3 separate regions of the Homo sapiens genome follow, and regions 1 and 3 are each linked to region 2. The links are chromatin loops, found by intact Hi-C in ENCODE. Cell type or tissue: heart right ventricle. All regions are shown on one strand. Region 1 overlaps TNS1 (tensin 1). Region 2 overlaps TNS1 (tensin 1). Region 3 overlaps TNS1 (tensin 1).

Region 1 (8,000 bases), 62 kb before region 2:
GAGATAATTTTTATAGACAGGGCCAGATTGGCCTTCATAAGGACTGTATTAATTGATGCTCCCAGACAGTGATTTGGCTAGGGATGAGGAGGAGAATCTATCCGCCCACCTCCTTTAATATGCACCCCCCAATATGTGAGATACTGTTAGGTACCCATAATTTCTTGTACTCCTCATGACTCTCCTGTGACCTGAGTTCTCTTGTTCCTATTTCACAGATGAAGAAACAAGCACAGAGAGGTTAAGTAACTTACTGATGCTTACACAGCCAGGTAGGGGTAGAGCTTGGATTCTGACACCCACCATTTCTCAGCATAACATTTCTCACCATTTCTGACAAGGGTAGGAGTCCTGAGGAGCCCTGCCCTGCTGCCCCATGCAGTTGGGGTTTGAGAACCTAGGGAATAGGAACTGAGTTAAAGTGGGAAGCCTGCCTGTCCAGCTCTGCCCAATGCTGTGCCTGTGTCCTGGAGACCCTTGCAGGCCAGTGATGGGGGAGGGGAGAGGCCAGCCCAAGGGATCTGGAGCCACAGTGGCTGAACTGGCCAGCCCCAGCCTTCTCCCTGTCCCCTCCCTCTGCCAGCCCCAGTGGAGAGGCCTGAGAGGCTGCGGACTAGCTAATTCTGCTCTGGTTGAGGAGCTGCCTGCCGCTGTCTGCCGGGTCAGCTTGCTCCAGGGATTAAGTTTCAGCATTTCACTGATGAAAATAAATCAGCCTCTTGATTGCCCTGCATGGCCCTGGGAACCTCTGCAGCCTGGTGTGTGTTTACAGACTTCCTGTAAGTCCCCTTTTCTGTCCTAGCCTCAGGGACTCCATGGCTGCTGCAGAAATAGCCTCAGACAAGTTTGGAGCCTGAAGCCACCCGGGCAGGTCCAAGCAGGAGAGGAGATACAGGCCTGCCAAGTCCAGGGGCTCTGGGATCCAAACAGTGCCTGGTAGAGCATCTTCTCTGAGTTGTATCCTTGAGGATCCAGATCCAAACAGGACTTTAGGGATCACCTATACTTGCCCTCTGCCATTGCACAGTGGAGTAAACTGAGGCCTGTCCAAAATCACCCCTTAGAATTCTGGCTCTTTGGCTCCTAGTCTGCTGCTGCAGCCAGGCAGCATTTTCTTTAGGTCTGTTTGTTACACCGTGGCTGGTTAGAGATCTAGGGGCAGAGTTGGAGAGGTGAGTTTTAGCTGCTGCTGGAAGGATGGAGGTCTGACATTCAGGAGAACCCTCTTGCCTTTGGGGGATCTGAGTAACAGGAACAGGTGCCAGGACTAGATTTTCTAGATTTTCTGAAAGTTGAGGAGAAGAACCTTTCCACTCCACGCATCTGTCTAGGTAGGATGAGTGACCATGGCTTGTGGACATGGGAAAACAAGGCAACTTCTAGAGGGTTCTGACAAGGTCCTAGCTCATTCTTGTGCAAAGGGGACTCAGGAGTCTCACCCCAAAGTCCCTTTTCTCCTGCCCCTCTTTCTTTGCTCAAGCATTATTTACACTCACAAGACTATCCCTCAGGGACCTGGGGTGTCCTGCCTCAGACACTCCTGGCTCCAGAATACTGGACCTCAGTTGTTCAATCCCTGGGCCATTTATCTCCCTGTGCCCTGGGAAGCAGCAACAGAGCTGTTGATGGATGTGGGGAGCTTCAGACTGCCCAATCTTTACATCTTTACAGCCAGTCGATGCCCTGGCTGCTTATCTGGGACTTATGCCTTTGATTGCTTAAAAAAATTGTTAGCAGCAAAGTGTTCTTTGATGTGTGTTCTTCTCCTTCTCCAGGGGCAGTGAGATCAGATTTTGATATGAAAGCTCAAAGCTTCTCAGCTCTCTCCTTCTTCCCTGCCTTCCTCTCTCTGTCTGCACATTGCTTGAGAACCTTCGAGAAGCAGATGGGCGCTCCTCATGTGATGCAAAGGCAGAAAGGCCCAAGGGTGGTGCCCTGGCTTCTGTCTGCCATGCAGGCCTGTGCTTCATGGTTTGGTGGCCTCTGCATAAGTGAGTCACTTTCAGCCTAGCCCTAGATGGGCTTATTTGGGGAAGGAAGCAGATACCCACCCAGATCCTCCACCCACCTCTGCACCTACTCATGCATGTAACCACATGGACTCCTGTACTCATAGCCACCTCTCATGCATGGAGCCACAGGGACCCCTTGACTCATAGTCACCTCTCACACATGGAACCACATGGACCCCTCTGCTCACAACCACCTCTCATGCATGGAACCACATGGATCCCTCTAGTCATAGCCACCTCTCATGCATGGAAGCACATGGACCCCTGTAGTCATAGCCACCTCTCATGCATGGAACCACATGGGCTCCTCTGCACACACCCACCTCTCTGCATGGAACCACATGGATCTCTGCCCCACTGCGTACCCCAACTCTGCCCCACTGCGTACAGTATTGGGAGCTGTAATTATAAAACTGCCCAGCCAGTTTGATAACCCAACTTATATGTGGATGCTGAGAGAATGGGCCTGTTTGGGATCAGGAATAGTGATTGACCTCACTTGCAGAGATGGTTTCATTCGTGTGAATTATAAACCAGCCCTGAGGCAGTGTTCTACTTGTTTCCAGAAATGCTTTGAGCTCTGGTAGCATTGTGAGGATAAATGCATAAAATTCCCAGGGAACCAGTTTGATGGGGACAGTGCTCACTTGCCTGCTGGAGTTTGTTATAAACCAGCATTGTGACTTTATTGTCACTCTCCACTCCTTTTTTCTTGTTGGATCTTCTAAGATCTAAACCTTTGCCTCCTCCATCTCCTTTCTTGTTTCTCCTTCCTTTCTGGGAAGCAGAAAGAGCATGAATGTCAGAGTCAGACTGGCAATGTAATCCTGAGCAAGCTCCAACCCCTGAGCCTTAGTTTCTTTATCAGGAAGATGGCATAACAATATCCACTTTGAAAGGCAGTTGTGGAACCAAGCAAGGGAACTTCCATTAACGTGCAGGCACATACTCAATAACATGCCTGCCTCATTCCATTCTACCCTCTCCTTCGCCCTTGCTCCCAAAGCCCCATATACCCTCTCCCCATTCAGTGAGGACTGCCACTGACATGGTGTCCACGTCCTGGGAGCAGTAAGGGTGGGGAGAAGCAGAAGCGCGGTGAGTGGATATGTCCCGACCCTCATCCAACACAAACATCTGCCTGGGAGTTGACAATTCCCTTCCTGAGTAATCCTCTGGCACTAGGGCTCCTGTCCTGTTCTTAGGGAACATGCTCCTGGGCCTGGCCCTGCCCACTGCCTTCCTGGGATGGGAAGTGTGAAGACCCTGGAAGGCTGAGGCCCTGCCAGGGGTGCCTGAAGCTTGTCCTGCTCCGATGGCCCTGTCTTCCCTGTCCACTGGGCTGGGAGGCAGGGAGGAGGTCCTGGGGAGGTCTAAGGACATGTTTTCATCACATATGCAGCTGCTGTGCCCACCCCAGGCAGCGGGCCCTTCCTCCCTCTATCCCCAGACGTTTGAACCTTGACACCATGCCTATCTTGGGAGACCCCTTCCTTCTCCTGTCCTGACTGCTCCCTCCAGCCATGTCTTTCTCTTCCTTGATGGCTGTCCATAGAACCAGAAGTTTTAGAGTTCAAAGCTTATCTCCTCCCACTCATTTTACCACGTTGGAAACTGAGTCCCAGGAAAAGGAAATCACTTGCCCAAGTTTAAGCAGTGAAGTAGTGGCCCAGATGGGGTTGAAACCCAAGACTCTTGAGTCTTAGTTCGGAGATCGGTCTATTACACCCCAGGCTCCTTCATCCCTCAGTCTAGCTCAGGGCCTCTCACCTGTGGTACTATTGGCATTTGGGACCAATACAATTGCTTGGGACCACCACAACAATTGCTTGTTGTGGGGGTCTGTCCTGTGTATTGTAGGATGTTTAGCAGCATCTTTGGCCTGTACCCACTAGACACCAGTAGTATTTCCTCCAGGTGTGATAACCCCAAATATCTGCAGTATTGTCACACATTCCCTGGGGGGCCCTGGCTACCTGGGGGTGCTCCTCTTTCCTCTAACCTCTCATCTTTGTGATCTCACCTGTCCCACCTGCAGGGTGTGAAGTAGTCTTTCACTGGAGACACTCTGTTCTGTTTCCTCCTTCTGTTCTGGGACCCGGCTGCTTGGAAACCAAAGCACTCAGCCATTCTGTTCTTTACGAGGAAGAACAAAGAGCCAGGCCAGGAATGTTGCTTTATACCTACGAATGAAAAGAAAGAACTTGACAGGAAGGGACTAAGCCTTGGAGGGGGTGACCAGGGAGGCTGGGCCCCCTTCCTCCCTGGAGAGACCCCTCAGTGTGGGTGAGGGGCCCTGGCCACCTGGCTCCAGCTGTAGGTCTGCTGGCTGGAAGGATGGTCTGGAGGGAATGGGGGCATTTGCTTGACCTACAGTTGGGAAGTGTGTCTTCATTGTAGAATTGTCCACCAATATCCTACTTTCCTCGCACAGCTAGACCTGCAGACATTTGTGGTTCTTCTGTAATGAGAGTTCACAGTCTCTGAGCACCCATCTCATGGCATCTGACTGAGATCTGGCAGTGGGGAGGACTCCCTCTGAGAGCCAGGGGCCCTGGTGGCAATCTCACTCCAGCACTGACCATGTGTGACAGTGGGAAACTCTTCCCTTCGCTGACTTGGACAGATGAAATCGGGTGGGTGGGTTGGGCCCAATGAACTCACAACATCCTCTGGCTTGACCATGCGGGGATTCTAGGAAATTGCCTGGGCTGACTGCCCACAGTGCGGTGCCATGTGGCAAATCTGGGGTCTTGAAGAATCCTTGGCACCTGAGAAGTTTCCAGAAGGTATCCAGACCCACCCTCCTACCTCTAGAACTTGTGTTTTATGAAACTGCCCTGCTCAGGGCCACCTCAGGGGGTACAGGGGATACTGGGCTGCCTCTGAAGACAGAGTAATACCATCATCTTTCAAGCTTAGTTTAACCCACCCACTATTGGGAAAGACTTTTCTCCTGCTATTTCCTGTAGTTTGTTTTAAGAAAAAAAATTGTCTTTTTTTTTCCCCCAAATAGAAACATGGTAAGACGAAGTGTATTCTTTTTTGAACCAGATTTGCCATGCCCTGCCCTCTGCCCAAGCCCCCAGGAAGTCCTTTCCTATTTATGCATGCAGCTGAGGTTGTGCCCGTCCTTCTCTCCTTGTGGTCCTTGAGGCTGAATTCATCTCTGCAGGTGGAAGTGGCAATGCATTTTCAGGCACACCATTGGCAGTAATCAGTGTTGGGATAGGCTCAGTATTTGTTAATGGAATGGCATCACATCCTTGTAGTCTGCACCATTTTGGAAGCCTCTTCTCTATGCTGGCCATTCCAGGCCATGATTTTTGAGCAGAGATCGGGTGGGCCAAATTGTATGTCCTGAAGCTTAAGCACTGGGTGTGATACATATGGGCTGGTGAGATAGGGTCACAGAGGTACTGCTCAGGGGGCACAGGGCTAGGGAAGGGAGACGGGGAAGCCCACGCTGCACTACTCGTGTTCTGTCCTTTGGAGCACTTCTGTGTTCTGTACACTGTGCTGAGAGCTTTTCATGTGTTATATCAGTCTTTGCACTACTTACTGAGATACAATGACTAGTATACCCATTTTACAGATAAGGAAACTGAAGCTCAGCCAAGTAATTGGCTCAGGGTTGCCTTAAGCTAGTAGTTGGTAGTATCTGTATTCAAACCAATGTCTGACTTCCAAGTCCATGTTCTTAACCTGGCAGATGCTGAAGTGATGAGAATGAGAAGGGCCAGGCATAATCTTAGGCTGCATTAACAAAAGCATGGTTTCCAGAAAATGGGAGGTGACAGGCCTGTTGTGCCTCTTTTAAGTCAGAGCGCCCACATGGGCTGTTTGTGGGTCCCTTGCTTCAAAGTGATAAAGAACGACTGGAAGCAAGTGCAGAGAAGCAACCAGAAAGTATGTCAGGCTCAGGGACTTGCAGGGAGAGGGGTTGCCTGTCAAAGGGGAGATTCAGGAGGGCAGGCACGTCTCATTCAGTATCTGAAGGGCTCTAGCGAGGGGGCGATTGGCTTGTTCTGACCCACTCCATCGGGCACTGTAAGGCCAGTTAGTGGAAAAGAGGGCTCCAGGGTGTTTTTTCCTATGTTGAGCTAAAATCCACTGTTACGGCCCCCTAAAGATGAGCTGGGCTTTTGGAGGAAGACAGTAAAATCCCTGTACCTGGAAGAATTTGAGTACAGCTAGGAACAGTTTTTGCCAAACCTGACTCTCTTATTATTTGCAGCTGGGGAGCATTTTCAAATTCAAAGTCCCAGGCCCCATTCCAGACAGTTTTGCCTCTGTGTGGAGCCAGGGGATCGGGGTTCTTATAAAACTCCCTGGGGGCTTTCTAGTATAGCTAGTCCCCCTGGATGATAGTGGAGAACCATCAGATGGGGTTGCCACTGGCAGGAACTATTGTGTGGTAGTGTTTTCCAAAGTAAGGTTCAGGTTCCAAAGTATGGTCAGACTGCTAATTATATATGAACTGATATTAGGTATATTTATTTTGATGTGTATTGGAAAAAAAGGTATGTATTTTGCACATTCAATCTGGGACATCATGGATATTGTGCTTAGAACTAGTTTAAGTTAAATGAAGTTTATTTTTATAACTTACAAAATAATAATGTAGATGATATTCAGATGGACAAATAAACATGAAGGTTGCGTGCAAACAAAATCTCTGCTAATACTGTTGTGGGTTGGTTGGGGTGGGGACAAGTGGGTGAACTGGGGTGCCTTAAACCTTTCAAGAGCCCGAGGTTTGTTGGTTAGTTCTAGAAGACTCTATGGAGGTAGGAGGATAATTGCAATAGTTTGTCCAAACTGTGGTCTTCCCCAGGTGGAGCCTGAGGCATAGAACCCCTCTGCTTCCCCTCCCCTGGTCTCCTTATTTTTAGTGGTCTCTTTGAAGTCTGTGACACCGAGCTGTCCCATTTTATCTCATCAGTGAAGATAGGTCAGTGGCCAGGGTACAGGGCACTGGGTACCATTTTTGTTCTTCCCCTTATTTTCTTTCTTTACCCTCAAAGAACAGCAGCCAGAGAGGGGTGCTGAAAATGGCGAGGGGCTGAGGGCTCAGGTGTCTGAGGGGAAACACAGGGAGTAGTTGGGCTGTGCCTGGCAGGGCTTTCCCTCCCAATCTCGCTGTACCAAACTTAGCTGGGAAGGTCTGGGCACGAGGATGGGGTAGCCATAGCTCAGGGCAAGCCTGTGTCTGTGGAAGCATTTTGGGGTTGCAAACTAACTGGGGCCCTCTGCATGGAGACACCAGTCGCTGAAGCTCCCACTGGCCTGGCCGCAAAGCCCAGATCACCTCCTGTCCACTCTGAGAATTGGGTTGGGAGATTCAATTGATATGCAAATAAGTCACAAACAACATGTTAATAAGAGTGGGGATTTGGTGTCTTATTATCAGTTAGGGACTCCTGGCACTTTCCAGGGCACATCAGGATAATGGTGGGAACTTGAGGGCCGTTCACCTGCCTTTCAGCTGCATGGCTCTCGGATCTGGGTGGTTGGGAACGAGGGTGAGGCATTGCGAACTCTGAAAAGTGATACTCTGCTATTCATGATTTCCACAGATGGGAACAAACAGAATACCAATAGCCAGTCAATTGGAAGCATCTCAGGTGGCCTGGAGGATCAATATACCTGGCCAGACACACACTGGCCTTCCCAAAGTTAGGCCCTCCAAAATGTCAAGTTGCCAAGCCAGAATCCAAAGCTTTGCACTGAGAACTTCATGTTGGGGCTCCTGTCCCCTCCTGGAGCCCTGCCTGGGTGACACCCCAGTCCTTCTATTCAGGTCCTGTGTTCACCTCTGGGAAGTGCAGGACCCTGTGGGGTTTTTTCTTTTTCCTTTTCCAAGCCAAGGAAGTGTTCTGGCTCCTGGACTCTGCCCTGTGGAGGGGAAAGGGGGAGAGAGAGGGAAAAAAAGATTTCCACCTTATTGTTCAGCAGCTGGAAAATTGTTGTCATCTGTTCTGCCTT
Region 2 (8,000 bases):
CCAGCCTTGTCAATCCTCTGCAGCTCCCCTCGCACCCCTTCAAAGGGGATTTCTGCCCACCCTTAAACAAGGTGGGACACTGTCTCTAGGACTTGGCTTGTGGTCAGGGGAGTGCACAGAGGATTCTCTTCTGCACCTCTCTGAGTCCCTGATGCTGAGGCCTGCTGGAGGGATGGGGAAGAGAGGTTGGCCTGAGACCAGCTTGCTCACCTGGGCTGCTGTCCACCTCCTGGGGTTCCACTTGCCCTTCCCTCATGCCCGTTGCCCTCTCCCGCCTGCAGGCTCTTCGGCTTCGTGGCCCGGAAGCAGGGCAGCACCACGGACAACGCCTGCCACCTCTTTGCTGAGCTTGACCCCAACCAGCCGGCCTCTGCCATCGTCAACTTCGTCTCCAAGGTCATGCTGAATGCCGGCCAAAAGAGATGAACCCTGCCCCTTGCCCAGGGCCAGTGCCATGGGGAAGGGGCTTGTGGGGAGGGGACCCATGAATCCTGACCACTCTTGAACCCAGAAGGAGGACTTTGGGCCAATTTCGGAGGAGAGAAGAAAGTGCAACGTGGGGAGAGGGAAGTGAATTGCAGAGGGGAGGGGGAAAAGAGAGAGAGAGAGAGAGAGAGAGAGAGAGAGAAAGATGGAGGAGAAGAACTTGGATTCCCCTGGGTAGATGGAAACTGCAAAAACCCAAAGCCTCCAAAACTAACCAGGTCCACCTAACACCCCCTCCCTCCCCTAAGAAGATGGATGTCCTCAAAAGAGAAGGAACAAACCTCCTTGGGAATCCACATTTTTTGGGGGAATGGAAAAGCTCTGTCTCCCTAACTCAACTGCTTTGCAAGGGGAAATCAAGCTGGGAGAATCTTTTTCTGGCCACCTGTGGGGTAGGTTGTCAAACCAAACAGAGCCACCGTGGGACATCAAGTGGAAGAACTTGTTTGCTTGAAAGTATCTCAGACCCAAGGCACCTCAGGTCTCTTTGCTGTGCCTCCACTATATTGTCGTGTGGGTGTGTGTCTGCACCCACATCCTCACACATTGATCTAGATCTGCCTTTATCCACTCGAATTATAAACAGCTCGGCTTGTCCTTGTCCCATGTGTTTGTAGACACACATGCATACTGTCCAAAGATTAGGGTTGGTGGTGGCAGTGCAGCAGGGGAGGGACAAACAACCAAGCTATGGGTGACAGAGGCTCTCTCCTGGTGCCTGCACCTGCACTCTAGTGACCCTGGGTGCCGCCAGACCCTTCTCTTCTACAAAGACCCCAGCAGGAGTGGGAGGGTCTGCAATGGCATCGCCCTGTCCTGCCTTGGCCAGAAGCCTGGAGCTTTGGTTTGAGGAGGTAGAGATATGTGTATCCATAGGAAGAGATCTGTCAGAACAGGCAGCTGTTGAGCTCGGGGTGTCTTCCCCAAGGCATGTGGCTCAGCAGCAAGAAAGGCAAGTTGCTCCTGCTGGGGCCCTGGACTCTGCCTTAGCTCCCACCTCTCAGCCTTGTTATTGGGTTTCATGCCCCTGGACCAGCCTTATCTCAGACCTGCTTACCTGCATGATGCCTTTTTGGGGGCTGGGGATTGAGTCTTGCTGCTCTGCCCAGCCCTGTTCTATTCTGCAGGGTCCCTGTGTTGGAATTCTCCCTGGGGAACCTACTTTCTGCTCAGTGAGGCTCCGGCCAGAAACCTGGAGTCCTTATCCTCCCCTCTGTAAGTGTTTTAGGGTCTGGCTTTTGCAGGCACCCTCTGACCTCAGCAGAGCTCCTGGGCCTGCTGCCTGCACACCACATCGCCTACCTACAATGCCAAAGCCTCACTGTCACCCTTTCTGCCTTGGTTTCCCTAGCTGAGCCACGCTGCCCATGCAGCAGAGGGCAGAAGGCTTGCACTTGGGCCAAAGGGCCTAAGGTCCACTGGACAGTTGGGAAAACACCTGACCACCATTTAAGGACTCTAAGCCAGAATGGAAAATTCACCAGGACTCCATTCTTAAGCCTATGCGAGTCCCCTAGAGAGAGGCATTGTACTGATATATAAATATTATATAATATATACATGAGACATACTGACAGAATCTGTAAGCTAATAAAATGTAAGAAAAGGTTAAAAAAAGAATAGGTAAATTGACAAGAAGTATTTATTGTTTTTCCATATTGCTTTATTGCCTTCCTTGGGGATAAACCAATTCCTATCCTTTTTTATATGTGTAAGTAAAGCCTGAAGTGTAGGGGGCCTTTGTTCTTGAAGCAGCCAGGGTCTCCTTGCCCTGGCCTTGGCCTTCCCTAGACTGTGTGGGGCTCAGCATTGGGAGGGGTTGCACATGTCCCAGCCTTTGGCCCCCTTACTTTTCAGCAAGCCAGGGGCCCAGCAGTCAGCTCCCAGGATGTGTGGGGAGCTGTCCCTGACTCTGCAGGCCTGAGCGAGTGTGTGAGCATGCGGGGACATGGGTGTGTATGGCACACATAGGTGCGTGTGTGTCTTTTGTATTTTTTCTCCTCCAAGGAGCTGTGTCAGTGTGGACGTTCTGTTTCAGGGAGTTGGAAAGGAGGGTGTCTGCAGAAGGTGGAGAGCAGGGGCAGAGGCCCCACTGGCCACCCCCTGCTTCCCAGAGTGAAACCTTGTGCCTGGTGACCAAAGTCCCTCCAAAGTGCTCTTCCTTCTGGGTTATTCAAGCCAAATATCTGGGTTTCCCCCTCTCCTCATTCCCTAGCAAACCCCAATTATCTTCCAAGATAGGAGATATTTCCCATCCCCTTCCTTTGTAAATATCTCATCTCCCACTGGAGAGCCCAGGAGCCTATTCCTGGCATGGATGTTCTGTCCACACTTGAGGCTGGGCGGTGTATCAGACCCTTCAAGCAGCCTGGCTGGGGCCCAGGACTGAGTCTGGGGTCAGCTTTCACGGTCGCTTTTCCCTTCCTCACCACCCACCACAGCCCACCTTGCATGCATGGCCAGCCCCTCCACTCCAGCCTGAGCCATGTGTGCCCCTGCGGGAGGACCCATTCATGCCAGAAAGCTGGTAACTCCCTCCCAGCATCCCTGCGGAAGGAGTCAGTTTCTGAGAGTGTGACTTTTCAAGGCGAATGATGGGGAAGGGTTCCCCAGTCCCCACAGTGGCCCCACCTCTGGGCCCTGCACCAGAGCCCTTCTGTGTCACGGCGGGCTGTGCACCCATGCACACACCTACGCACACACAACACTCCGCACTGCAGTATATTCTTGCCAAAGATTTCCTTTAAAAGCAAGCACTTTTACTAATTATTATTTTGTAAATGTTTATCTTCTTCTGTCTTCTCCCTCCCTGAATCTATTTTACTGTTGTTTATTGTTGAATCTGTGTGTCAGCCAGGAGAGCGCTGTCTGGCCTTGAACATGGGCTGGGATGGGAAAGGGTCTGGGAGAAGATGGGCAACAAAGAGCCAGGGAGTCATGGACATCGCAGCGACGCAGACCCCAGCAGGTTCAGTCCCGTGCTGCCACCAGCTGTCCAGCTGGGTGTCTGGAGGGAAGAGGGCAGAGGAGGGTCATGTCCCTTCAGCTGGGGGAGGGGCCCAGTGAGCTCCACGTGGCTTTTTCCCAAAGGGAGCAAGAGGGAAGGATTGGGCGAGAAAACAATGGAGAGGGGACCTGCGAAGGAAAACAGGGAGGAAGTGAGCGGTTTGATCAGCCTGCTATCACGGTGTTCTGGCTCTCTTATTTAGCCAGGCGCTTAAGGGACAGATACATCACATCCTAAGTTTGGGAAAGGCCTTTGACCCATGTCATCTGAGCGTCTCCTCCAGTAGCTCTGAAAGCTGTGGACACCAATGGCCAGGATTCCTTCTCCCCTGGTTTTTGAGGATCCCTGGGTCTTCTGAGACTGGCCAGGAGAGGGATGGTGGGGCCAGTGGTTGTGTGAAAGCAGGAGGGGCAGCCCTCCTGGACAAGTGTGATCCCCCTATAAACGGCTCTCAGGAGGTTAGTGAGTAGGAGATTCTGCCTTGTTCTGATGAGCCTGTGCAGGGGCTCCAGGGGAGCATGCTGTCCAGGGGGCACAGAAGGGTGGTGAGTGTGATCAAATCTAGTCTCACTCCCACTTTTTAGTCTCACTCCTACTTTTGTCCACCACCCCTGCCTCCTGGATCTTCTCCCACTTTTTTTTTCAGCTTTAGGACCTGGGGAGATCCTGTGAGTCAAGGCAGACACCCAATCCTGCCCCCACACTCGGGGTCCTCCAAGAGGTTGGGGGGCAGAGTCCCAGAGCAGCCCTTTACCCCAGGTCCAGGCCCTGGAATCCTGAGACTCGCGTTTCCTTGGCCAGTGGTAACACAGGACGTGTGTGCGCATGTGCAAGTGTGGATGTATGTGTGTGCGTGTGTTTTGCTCATTTCTTTAGGGAACTTGGGAGTCGGGGTTGGAGGTGCTGGGCAATGGAACTTCAAATTCAATGTCGCCCAGCAGTGAGGGGAGTCGGGAGGTGAGGCCTGTAGGCCAACCAATTGGTGGAGTCTCAGCGATAGCCCAGGTGAGAAGTGGTTCACCCAGAGGGGCAGGGTGGGGGCCTCGGGCAGATCTGTCCCTCTTGGCACCTCTGTCCTCAAATGTCCAAAATGTTGGAGGACCTCTGTTCATATCCCACGCCTGGGCTCTTGCCAGCAGTGGAGTTACTGTAGAGGGATGTCCCAAGCTTGTTTTCCAATCAGTGTTAAGCTGTTTGAAACTCTCCTGTGTCTGTGTTTTGTTTGTGCGTGTGTGTGAGAGCACATCAGTGTGTGCAGGCTGTGTTTCCCCATTTCTCTCCTCCCTTCAGACCCATCATTGAGAACAAATGTAAGAAATCCCTTCCCACCACCCTCCCTGCCTCCCAGGCCCTCTGCGGGGGAAACAAGATCACCCAGCATCCTTCCCCACCCCAGCTGTGTATTTATATAGATGGAAATATACTTTATATTTTGTATCATCGTGCCTATAGCCGCTGCCACCGTGTATAAATCCTGGTGTATGCTCCTTATCCTGGACATGAATGTATTGTACACTGACGCGTCCCCACTCCTGTACAGCTGCTTTGTTTCTTTGCAATGCATTGTATGGCTTTATAAATGATAAAGTTAAAGAAAACTCTGTGCCGTTATCTATCTGTGTTGTTCGGACAGGGGTCTGCCATGTCTCTGGTGGGCAAAAAGGGGCCTCTCCAGAGATCCAGGTGGGCTTCAGCGATGCCTCTAGTGGACAGCTCAAATCCTCCCAGCGGCCTCCCCACCATCTGCGTGGTGGTTCTGGTTCCCTGTGTTTATTCATTTGGACTCTTTCAGCTGCAAGAGAAACTCAACTCAAACTTGTTTAAGAAAAAGATAAGTTTCTTGGCCCGAGTGACTGAGAAGGCCAGGCCTAGCTGCATTTAAGGGCTCAAATGGTAGAATCTGGAATTCATCCCCATCACTTGGTTCTGAGTTGGCTTAACTTTCAGGTAAGCTGTATCTGAGTGGCGGTGCCCCCAGATGCTCTGGGCTTCCATCCCACCAGCTCGGTAGCTCTAGGAGAAAGGGGGGCTCTTTTCTCCCAATGTTCTCAGCAAGAAACTGGGACATGCGATCATTGGCTGTGATCTGGATCCTGCCTGGCTCATATGATTAACTCGAAACCAATCATTCTATCCGGATCTGGGTCACGCAACTGCCTCTGGAGCCTTCTGAAACTACGGGGACTGAGAATGGGGAAGTGGTTGATCCCGGAAGGAGTGAGGTCTGTCAGAGACAGGGGGAACACGGGTTGTCAGGCAACATCTATTGGGGCCTGTGCCCATCAAGTGGCAAATGTGTGGTTCACTCGTGCACTAGGCCCAGGGCTCCTGGGCAAATTCTTTGGAATTCAGAAAGTTTGGGGGTGGGACCTATTGAGACATGCCTAGCACAGCACAGGGGTCTCTGGGAGATCCAAAATACTCAGTGACGTGGTGCTAGCTCTCCACTGAGCTCACCATGTGGCTGGAGGAGGCTCAGATCAGCTTATTTGAGCAGGTTTGTGCTGAGCCCCCTCAGTGACCCTCACGGTCCTCGTGTGGGCAGCCTTCTCAAGCTTTTGGGTCTTGGGATTCCTTTACATTCTTAAAATTATTCAGGACCCCAAAGGGCTTTTGTTTAGAAGGATTATATCTTTTGATCTTTTACCATAGTATAAATTAAAACTGAGAACATTAAAAATACTTAATTCACTTCCATAGTGATAAATTCATCACATGTTAATATAGAGAGCATTTTTGTGAGAAATAATATTTTCTAAAACAAAAAGCACTGGGTGAGAAGGTGACTTTGCTTTGCATTATTATTATTATTATTTTTGAGACGGGGTCTTGCTCTGTCGCCCAGGCTGGAGTGTAGTGGCACAATCATAGCTCGCTATGACTAGCCTCCACCTCCTGGGTTCAAGTGATCCTCCCACCTCAGCCCCCAAGGAGCTGGGACCACAGGTGTGCGCCACCACACCTGGCTAATTTTTTAATTTTTTTTTTTGTACAAAAGAGGTTTCACTATGCTGCTCAGGCTGGTCTCGAACTCCCGGGCTCAAGCAATCCTCTCTCCTTGGCCTCCCAAAGTGCTGGGATAACAGGCGTGAGCCACCATGTGCTTTGCAGTTTTTAAAGGCCTAATCATGTCTGGCTTAGCAGGAGATAGCTGGATTCTTATATAAGCTTCTGCATACAATCTGTTGCAATATCACCCATCATGGGCCTCTGGAAAACACTGTATACTTGTGGGAAAATGAGCAAAAAAAAGTCAAATAATGGCTTAATAGCATTATGAAAATGGTTTTGACCTCAACACTCCTGAAAGGGTCTCAGGGACCCCTGGGGTCCCCGGATCATACTTTGAAATCTGTTGCTATGAGGGATACAAGACACAGGAAACTCAGACCCTGTCCAAGGTGGAGACTGAACATGTCTTGCACCCTGCTCTCTGTTAGGTATCGTCATGCTGAGTCATCCCAACAAACCCATGAGGTAGGCGCTGTTATACACAGGGACAAGTAAGGAAACCGAGGCTCTGAGAGGTCACACAGTTTCTAGCTGGCAGAACTTGTACTCAGCATCACCACCACCGGTGAAGGCTGGCACTCAGCCAACACCTGCTACGTGCCAGAGAGCCTGTGCTAAGCACTTGGGTATCATTTCTCACGCACGTGCACCTGAGAGGTAAGGGCTATCCTTGTCCTCATTTCACAGTTGAAGAAACTGGAGTTCAAAGAGGTGAAGACACTTACTCAAAATCACAGAGTTGGGGTAAGTGGCCCAGCCAGGCTACGAACCCAGGTGAGCTGACTTCTCAGCCAGGCTCTTCCTAGCTCTTGCCTCTTTCTCTGCTCTCAGGGCTGGCTTCTGAGGGGAGAGACAGACTCTGATGAGCCATGGGCAAGTGGGAAGCCAAACTGATGTCACTGGTCAGATAGGGGGTCACGGGCTAGACTGTAGGCTGGCTTCCCAGGGTGTGGACCAGGGCTCCTGGGTGTGTGATGGGGGAGGTCAGGAGGTCATCCCCTGACACTGGCCAGCTGCAGAGGGATGTAGGTACCTCAGGGGTGGGCCTGGTACAGGGGAGGAGTGTCTGATGAGAGAGACAAGCTACGGCCTGTGAGCCGAGCTGATGCAGCTGGCCTTTCAGGGGACTCAGCAGTGAGGTGGCTGTGCTCTTGGTGCCTCAAGGAGGAGGAAGTGGATGGGGCAGCAGTGGAGGGCTCTGGTTGAGGAAGGGCAGCTCTTCTGACACACATTATCACACAGAATACCCAAAGGACCTTTGCATTTTCTTTCTTTCTTTTTTTCTTTTCTTTTCTTTCTTTCTTTTCTTTTTTTCTTTCGAGACAGAATCTCACTCCGTCACCCAGGAGGCTGGAGTGCAGTGGTGCGATCTCGGTTCACTGCAACCTCCGCCTCCCGGGTTCAAGTGATTCTTTTGCCTCAGCCTTCTGAGTAGCTGGTATTACAGGCACACGCCACCACTCCCGGCTAATTTTTGTATTTTTAGTAGAGATGG
Region 3 (8,000 bases), 49 kb before region 2:
GGTCCTGAAATCTAGATTTTTAACAATCTCCAGAGGAGGTTCTTGTGAACATCAGAATTAGAAAACAGCTGCCCTGAAACCGTGTGACTTTAACATCCCCTATTTGTTTCCTTCGTTCTTTTTTAAGTGTGTGAGATGGCTGCATCCTTACTTTCCTGCATCCCAGCCTGAGCTGCATGGCTAGTGCCGCACACACCTCTGCACCCTTTTCTGGGAGGGAGCCCCGGGGAGTGGGTGCACACCCTAGTCAGCTGGGGATTTTCCTCAGAGCTTTCCAAAAGCATGACTCGTGCATCTGGATTATGGCTGCCCTGGAATAAAGGCCCCGTGGTGCAATCAAGCTCAGCATCGAGGGTGGAGTCTGGAACTCTCTGCAGCTGCTGAGAAGAGCAGGGAGACATCCTCAGACAAAGACAGTGGGGCCATGGAGAGATTTTGGGTTTTGCAACCACCAAGAGGAATGGGCAGGACACTGGACCTTTCAGCCCACAAGAGCAGATGTCCAGGCTGGCTGGGCTTGGGGCCTGGAGCTCTCCACTTGGGGCTGCCTGCAGCTTGTGTTTCTGCTTCAGTTTATCCCACTCCATTGTCACCCGTGACAATGCCCACAGCCCCCAAACATGCAGACCCCTCCCTCTAGCCCATGCCCCATTGTTCTGGATGTCCAGCCTCCTCTCATCTGAGATGCATTCCCCTGAACTGATCACTCCCTTTGTGGCTGCTGGGACTTCAAGAGGATGGCTCTGGAGACCCCTCAGATTAAGAGCTGTAAAGCCACCTCCCCAGCCTCCCTTAAGTCCCTCTCTTATCCTCCTCTACCTTATTTCACTCCTGTCCTCTCTGCCCCCGTCTCTCTTTTGCCCTTCCTGCCTTGATGGATTGAAACCAACATTGTGTTCCGGCTTCTTGTGGTCCCGGTAAAAAGCTCTAATGTGGCCGTGGTGGATGGTGAGAAGGGAATGATGAGAGTGTGTGTGCCGGAGTGGGGGCTGGGGGACTTTTGTCTTGTCTCTGGTGGGAGGAGGAGGGGCACGTGCTCCACAGATCCTGCTGCTATGCTGGGGTTTCAGCAGAGTCCTCATCAGGGCTGGACAGGCCTGGGATCAGCCTGGGTATTCTCAAAACCTCCCTTGGATAGGAAGAGGACAACTCAGCAAAGGTGCTGAGTGGCCTGGAGGGTGCAATCTGGGGCCAAGAGACATTTCCATTTGTAGTTAGCGAACAGGAGTTAATTAAACAATTTGCATCTGTTCGATTTTCTTACTATGCCTTAGTGGCTTGGCTATGATTGTTCCTGATGTTGTTGCTGCAAACAGGAGCCCACTTGGGGATAGATTACATGACAGAACAAGTTTAACATTGACATTTTCAAAATCGATGCTGAGTGGGGCTTGGCCACAGGGGCAAGGAAGGGCTGAGATATCAGGTAGTCAATTCTCTCTCCTGCCTGGGGGATGCCTTCATAGTTTTTCTGTTAGTCATGACTGAGATGCTGCAGGGGCCTATGTGCTTTCTGATTTGAATTTGCCCCCATGGCTCTCACTGTGGAACATGTCTAAGTGGGGAAGCCACTGGACACACCAGCCTTTGCTTTGCAGCTCCCCACTTCTCAGACCACATGAGCATGAACGTGGGGGATGAGGAGGCACAAAGGATGGAGGGGATCACTGGCCCAGGAGGGAAATTCTGGCACCTCACAGTGTAGGTGGCAGAGGGGGTGCCCTGGCTCAGGAGGGGGCCTGCAGCTTTCTAGGGACAGTGAGAAGGAAAGCCAGCTCTTCAGATTTCGGCCAACTTGTCCAAGGGGCCCCATCCTCAAGAGAACCACCCCAGAGCTATGAGTGCATCAGAGGCTCCTGTCTTCAGTGCTTTGCCCCCTAGAAACAGGCGGCTGGGGTCTCTTCTTTTTTTTTGAGATGGAGTCTTGCTCTGTCACCCAGGCTGGAGTGCAATGGTGCGATCTCGGCTCACTGCAACCTCTGCCTCCCAGGTTCAAGTGATTCTTCTGCCTCAGCCTCCCGAGTAGCTGGGATTACAGGCATGTGCTACCACGCCTGGCTAATTTTTTGTATTTTTAGTAGAGGTGGGGTTTCACCATTTTGGCCAGGCTGGTCTTCAACTCCTGACCTCAGGTGATCCACCTGCCTCAGCCTCCCAGAGTGCTGGGATTACAGGCATGAGTCACCATGCCAGGCTGAGGTCTCTTCTTTTATGTGTAGCAAGGAGCTCAGTTCTTTGGAGAGAGTGGGCATGAAGGTCAGCCTCCCTCATCCTACAGGGAGAGGACCCCTTTACGATGATAATAGGGGGTTGGAAGAGGCAGCTGTGCCTGGTCCTGCATCTTAGCAGCCTTTAGGGGTCTAGGCACAGGGCCAGGTTGGTGGAGATTCAGAATGTATTTTAGCCAAAACCCCTTTTCAGTTCAGACCAGCCCTGGGCCCTGGGCCCTGGGCTGCTGCAATACTTTGGTCCTGTGTTGTCTGGGGCTGGTGTTGGCTGAGGTCCCAAAGCCTTGGGGAAAACTGGGGGCAGAGGGGTGGATCTGGAGAGGTCAGTAAATGAGGAGGGCATCCAGTCCCTGGGGTGTGTGTGTGTGTGTGTGTGTGTGTGTGTGTGTAGAGGGATGCAAGTGCCTGGTGGAGCATCTTTGTGCCAGTTCTCTGTGTTGTAACATGGCTGGCCTGTGGTCTGTGTGTGTGTATGTTGATTGGGATGTTCCTGTTTTGTGGTTGTCTGATCACTTGTTTTTGGCCATGGGCTTCTGTCAGAGTGTTTATTTTTAGAGGCTGCCACTTCTGGCCTAAGGGCTGATCCTTGGGCATGGTAGGAACATTTGTATTTTCTGAAATATTTGTGGCTTTAAGTATTTATTTGGGGGTATTCCTGCCTGTTATGTGTTTATTCTAATTTGTGTGTATGTGTGTGTGTGTGTGTTTGTGATATGAGGGAGGTGTAGCATAATAAAAATTACATACTGTTTGAAGGAAATTAGCTCTGATTTTAAATCTTGGCTTTATCAGGTAGCATTGTTGGCACATAAATGGTTTCCCCTCTCAGAGGCTCAGTTTCTCCCTTACTGTGATGGGTGTAATACTGTCTGGCTCGGAGGCGATGGCTAGAGAGGATGTGCGTGTAGAGTGCCTGGCGAAGTGTTGGCGTTTGCGCTGTGCTCACTGCACGGTGGTCACTGTTGTTGGTATTTGTGTGTACATGTTCATGCCGGTGCTGTCTGACTGTGGTTCTTGGCATTGTGTGGCACCTAGTGTGTGCTCATGCCTGGGTGTTTCTGATTTGGGTGATCTCTTACTGTCTTTTTGTCTGGCTCGGTGTGTGACTGCTGGTGTCTGGCTGGAGCTGGTGCAGTCTTTGGGAGCTGGCTTTTTTCCTTGCTAACGGAGAGCCTGGATTAGAGTAAGGGGAGGTGCGTGCGTGCGTGTGTGTGTGTGTGTGTGTGTGTGTGTGTGTGTGTGTGTGTCTGTCGGGGCTGGTGGCTGGGCTGCTGACTGTACAGGGTGTGAAATCACTGAGTTCCTCTGGGCGGGGAAGTTCTTCATTCCTGAGTCAGCCCTTTGGCCCCGAGCCACCCAGCGCTCACTTTTTCCTTCCAGAGAAAGTGTTGCTCAGGGGGGTCCTCAGAGCTGTCTGCAGACAAGAGGACCCTCTCCCCCATGAAGACATCTTGTTTTTGTGTTCACGATCCCTAAGACGCTTCCCCTCCTGCCCTAGTCCCTGAACCCCCTGCATCAGCACCCTATATGCCCCCCATCCTCCAGCATAGGAAAAGCGTGTCCCCTCTGGCACAGGGACTGTTGGCTTGGCTGAGCCCCACCTTGGCCTGTTCTTCAGGGGCCCCCGGGCTGGCTCAGAGCAGTGGGATCAGGATGCTCGTCTTTGCAGACCTGCTGTGATCCTGCCCGGCATACCTTCCCAGGACCCGCGTCCCTTTCCTGGAGTCTTGAGTGGTATGGGCTGAGCTTGCTGGTGGAGGGGTAGGGGTCCATCAGGAGTGGGCAGTGCTGGGGAGGAGCTGGGAGGAGCCTCTGGAAATGTGGCAGTGGGCAGCATGAATGACATTGTATCTCTGAATGGTTCTATCACATCCTTTGCATTGAGCTGGAGACAAATCTAGCTGAGGGCAAGCTTGTCTTAGAGAGTCCCAGCTCTGCCTTCAGCCTCCCTGCCACCACCACCTTGGGCATGGTGGGGCCCTTTGCTGCACCCTACTGCCCTCCTGGGTTCTCCCCCTGCTTCCGTGGGCAAAGGCTATCCTCGGGGCGACTGGCCGTCCATGCTGATACCTCTATGGGCATTCAAGGCAATGGCTACTCTCCTGGCATTCTGCCTCTAATCCAGAGTGGGAACTCCAGACATCGAAGCAGGGGTGAGACTTTTTGAGATGGGGTGGCGGAGGGGACTGAGGATGCTTTGGAAATGGTCATTCAGGAATTAATGATACTCATAATGGTGATGGTTAGGGCTCCCAGCTGTTGAACTCCCATCACGTGCCAGGAACTGGTCTCAGCATGTCATGTGTCAACTCATTTAAACTCAAAGCACAGTGTATTTAATGAATATTGGCAATTTCAGATGGTTCAACCAGATTCTATTATTATCCCCATTTTATGGACCAGGAGGCTGGCTCAGAGAGTTATTCATGCCTCTGGTCAGGAAGCTGGTGAAATGCCAGAGCTAGGCTTGGGACTGGAGCGATTTGCCCCCAGCACTTCCTGCTCAGTGTTGGGCTCCACTGCCCGGCCCTGAAGCTGAGTGTTGGTGAGGCTCTGCCCCAAAGCCTGGGGTAGAGGTCTTTCTGTCAGCTCCCCTTTTCCCCACCTCAGGGTGGTGAGAGGAGGTTTTAGGATGCAGGGCATGGGAGCTCTTAGCTTCTTTCTCTGGCAGAGTGGATGATACCCCTGCCTCCCGCTAATGTCTGTTGTCTGTTGTCTCCCCTCCGGCTCTGTCCCTTGCAGAGGTGGTGGGACACACGCAGGGGCCACTAGATGGGAGCCTGTATGCTAAGGTGAAGAAGAAAGACTCCCTGCACGGCAGCACCGGGGCTGTTAATGCCACACGTCCTACACTGTCGGCCACCCCCAACCACGTGGAACACACGCTTTCTGTGAGCAGCGACTCGGGCAACTCCACAGCCTCCACCAAGACCGACAAGACCGACGAGCCTGTCCCCGGGGCCTCCAGTGCCACTGCTGCCTTGAGTCCCCAGGAGAAGCGGGAGCTGGACCGCCTGCTGAGTGGCTTTGGCTTAGAGCGAGAGAAGCAAGGCGCCATGTACCACACCCAGCACCTCAGGTCCCGCCCAGCAGGGGGCTCGGCTGTGCCCTCCTCTGGACGCCACGTTGTCCCAGCCCAGGTTCATGTCAATGGTGGGGCGTTAGCATCTGAGCGGGAGACAGACATCCTGGACGATGAATTGCCAAACCAGGATGGTCACAGTGCGGGCAGCATGGGCACACTCTCTTCTCTGGACGGGGTCACCAACACCAGTGAGGGGGGCTACCCAGAGGCCCTGTCCCCACTGACCAACGGTCTGGACAAGTCCTACCCCATGGAGCCTATGGTCAATGGAGGAGGCTACCCCTACGAGTCTGCCAGCCGGGCGGGGCCTGCCCATGCTGGCCACACGGCCCCCATGCGGCCCTCCTACTCTGCACAGGAGGGTTTAGCTGGCTACCAGAGGGAGGGGCCCCACCCAGCCTGGCCACAGCCAGTGACCACCTCCCACTATGCCCATGACCCCAGCGGTATGTTCCGCTCTCAATCCTTTTCGGAAGCTGAACCCCAGCTGCCCCCAGCTCCGGTCCGAGGGGGAAGCAGCCGGGAGGCTGTGCAAAGGGGACTGAATTCGTGGCAGCAGCAGCAGCAGCAGCAGCAGCAGCCTCGCCCACCTCCACGCCAGCAGGAAAGAGCCCACTTGGAGAGTCTTGTAGCCAGCAGGCCCAGCCCTCAGCCATTGGCAGAGACCCCCATCCCCAGTCTCCCTGAGTTCCCGCGAGCAGCCTCCCAGCAGGAGATTGAACAGTCCATCGAAACACTCAATATGCTGATGCTGGACCTGGAGCCAGCCTCCGCTGCTGCCCCACTACACAAGTCCCAGAGTGTCCCCGGGGCCTGGCCAGGGGCTTCTCCACTCTCCTCCCAGCCCCTCTCTGGATCCTCCCGTCAGTCCCATCCACTGACCCAGTCCAGATCTGGCTATATCCCCAGTGGGCATTCGTTGGGAACCCCTGAGCCAGCCCCACGGGCCTCTCTGGAGTCTGTCCCTCCTGGCAGGTCTTACTCACCTTATGACTATCAGCCATGTTTGGCTGGGCCTAACCAGGATTTCCATTCAAAGAGCCCAGCCTCTTCCTCCTTGCCTGCCTTCCTTCCGACCACCCACAGCCCTCCAGGGCCTCAGCAACCCCCAGCCTCTCTCCCTGGCCTCACTGCTCAGCCTCTGCTCTCACCAAAGGAAGCGACTTCAGACCCCTCCCGGACTCCAGAGGAGGAGCCATTGAATTTAGAAGGGCTGGTGGCCCACAGGGTAGCAGGTAAGAGGTATTCAGTCCTGACTCCTTCTACCCCTTCCTTATTTGGTCTTGCTGGGGGGAGGTGCAGGTCCAGCCATGACCCCTAAGCAGATGTTGCTTTCACTGGTGGGAGGAGGCTCTCAGGAGCCTATATGCTAGCCAGTTATCCCTTCCTGCATTCATTGTCTGATAGGCACCAAGCCAGACACCAAGTTTCAAAGTTCAATGTCAAGCAATTCCTGCCCTCAAGAAATTTACAGTCTAGTGAGCGGACAGATACACAGACAGATGATTTCATTAGAGAGTAATGTGTACGGTGACAGAGGTGGGACCAAGATCCCAGAGCCTGGGAAAGCAAAGCTTACCACCTAGGGCAGTCAGGGAAAGCTTCCAGGAGGTGGTGACTTTGGGGTTGGAGTACAGACTTTCTAGACACAGAGGAGACTCTGCAATTGCCTGTCGTGCTGTCTGTCCTCAGACTTTAGTTCCTTGGGGGAGACGTGGAGAAGGCTGGAGGGAGGCCTTTGTAGACTCAAATTCCCTCTTAGGTCCCGCTCCTAGAGGCCATGAAAGAGTCCGAGAGGGTATCCTCAAGCCCTTAGGCTCTATCTGCTGGGGCGGGGAGGCCAAGGTTCCCCTTCTAAGTCAGTTTTCCTGTTAGTCTTTGCTGAGGACCAGCCCTGTATGGGAAGTAGGTGCTGAGAGACAAAGCTCCTTTTCCTATCAGAGAGTGGGCTTCTCTTTTGGGAGAGAGGAAAGTGGGACACTCAGAAGAGCTTTTGGGGAGACAAAGGCAAGAAATGACAGCATGTCTGGGGCCATGTTGGGAGAGACAGCTGCGAGGTTCCCTTCCCACTGGTCTAAGCCTATGCCCATTCCACAAGGGTGGCTGAACTTGGCAGGAAAACCTGTTGGGTGACTTTATTCTGGAGGTGGAGCCCAGACAGGGGTGGACCAGAGACTGTGGATTTGGGTGGACCTTGTGCCAGCCCCTCAGCTGACAGGGTGGTGGGAGCTCAGCGAGGAGGAGAGGAGCCTGGGCAGCTGTCTCTGTCCTCCACCCCTTTTCCTAAATTTAGGGGAAGCTGAGTCACCATGCCAGCTGCAGGGAGGGAAGGAAACACCCTCCCTGGAGATGGACCGTGGGTTTAGGGAAGCAGCTTGGGGCAGGCCAGCTGGCTCAGGACCTGGTGTGGGGACACAGGCTCCCTGCTCCTATACTTCAGAGCAGAGCAGAGTCCCCAGCTCCACTATTGGTATAATAGCTTGAAATTGGCCATTGCAGGAGTATTTACACCATGGAAATTGGCAATCAGCCTCACCTCCCATAGAGAGCTGGCCTAGCAGTAACAATTCCTTTTACCTGAGCATCGGAACAAAGGATGGGCAGTTCTTAACCTCGGATGAAACGCTCCATGGGTGGTCCATATGGGCTTTGACTTCTGCCTTCTCCCACATCTGGGCCCCTGAGAT

The links. A loop is a pair of places that touch in the nucleus more often than their neighbours do. Peaks named below come from ENCODE experiments on the same cell type or tissue, not always from the same donor. Only the 100,000 strongest peaks of a DNase experiment are listed, where the experiment ranks them.
Region 1: a loop joins it to region 2, with 2.6 times the contacts of the local background. A loop is called at or near these places in 17 of 110 quality-filtered maps.
Region 3: a loop joins it to region 2, with 1.9 times the contacts of the local background. A loop is called at or near these places in 10 of 110 quality-filtered maps.

What each region holds. Positions count from the first base shown.
Region 1 is chr2:217,859,293-217,867,292 of GRCh38, reverse strand. The region is part of intron 18 of TNS1 (tensin 1); the gene reads left to right. Among named protein-coding and RNA genes, the nearest start is that of SNORA115, 30 kb to the right of the region's middle. RefSeq lists an enhancer at 1,901-1,960. In heart right ventricle, no CTCF peak of the experiment used is centred here; a DNase peak (open chromatin) is centred at 3,189; H3K4me3 peaks cover 380 bases; H3K27ac peaks cover 7,693 bases.
Region 2 is chr2:217,796,885-217,804,884 of GRCh38, reverse strand. TNS1 (tensin 1) reads left to right here. Exons shown (of 33, transcript NM_001387777.1): 33 at 282-5,094. The coding sequence ends at 426. Among named protein-coding and RNA genes, the nearest start is that of DIRC3, 10 kb to the right of the region's middle. RefSeq lists enhancers at 5,526-5,575, 5,606-5,675. In heart right ventricle, a CTCF peak has its summit at 3,474 (motif pointing left); DNase peaks (open chromatin) are centred at 4,444, 5,214, 5,734, 7,094 and 1 weaker place; H3K27ac peaks cover 7,916 bases.
Region 3 is chr2:217,846,058-217,854,057 of GRCh38, reverse strand. TNS1 (tensin 1) reads left to right here. Exons shown (of 33, transcript NM_001387777.1): 19 at 4,971-6,548. Among named protein-coding and RNA genes, the nearest start is that of SNORA115, 16 kb to the right of the region's middle. In heart right ventricle, no CTCF peak of the experiment used is centred here; DNase peaks (open chromatin) are centred at 2,619, 3,527 and 7,635; H3K4me3 peaks cover 482 bases; H3K27ac peaks cover 8,000 bases.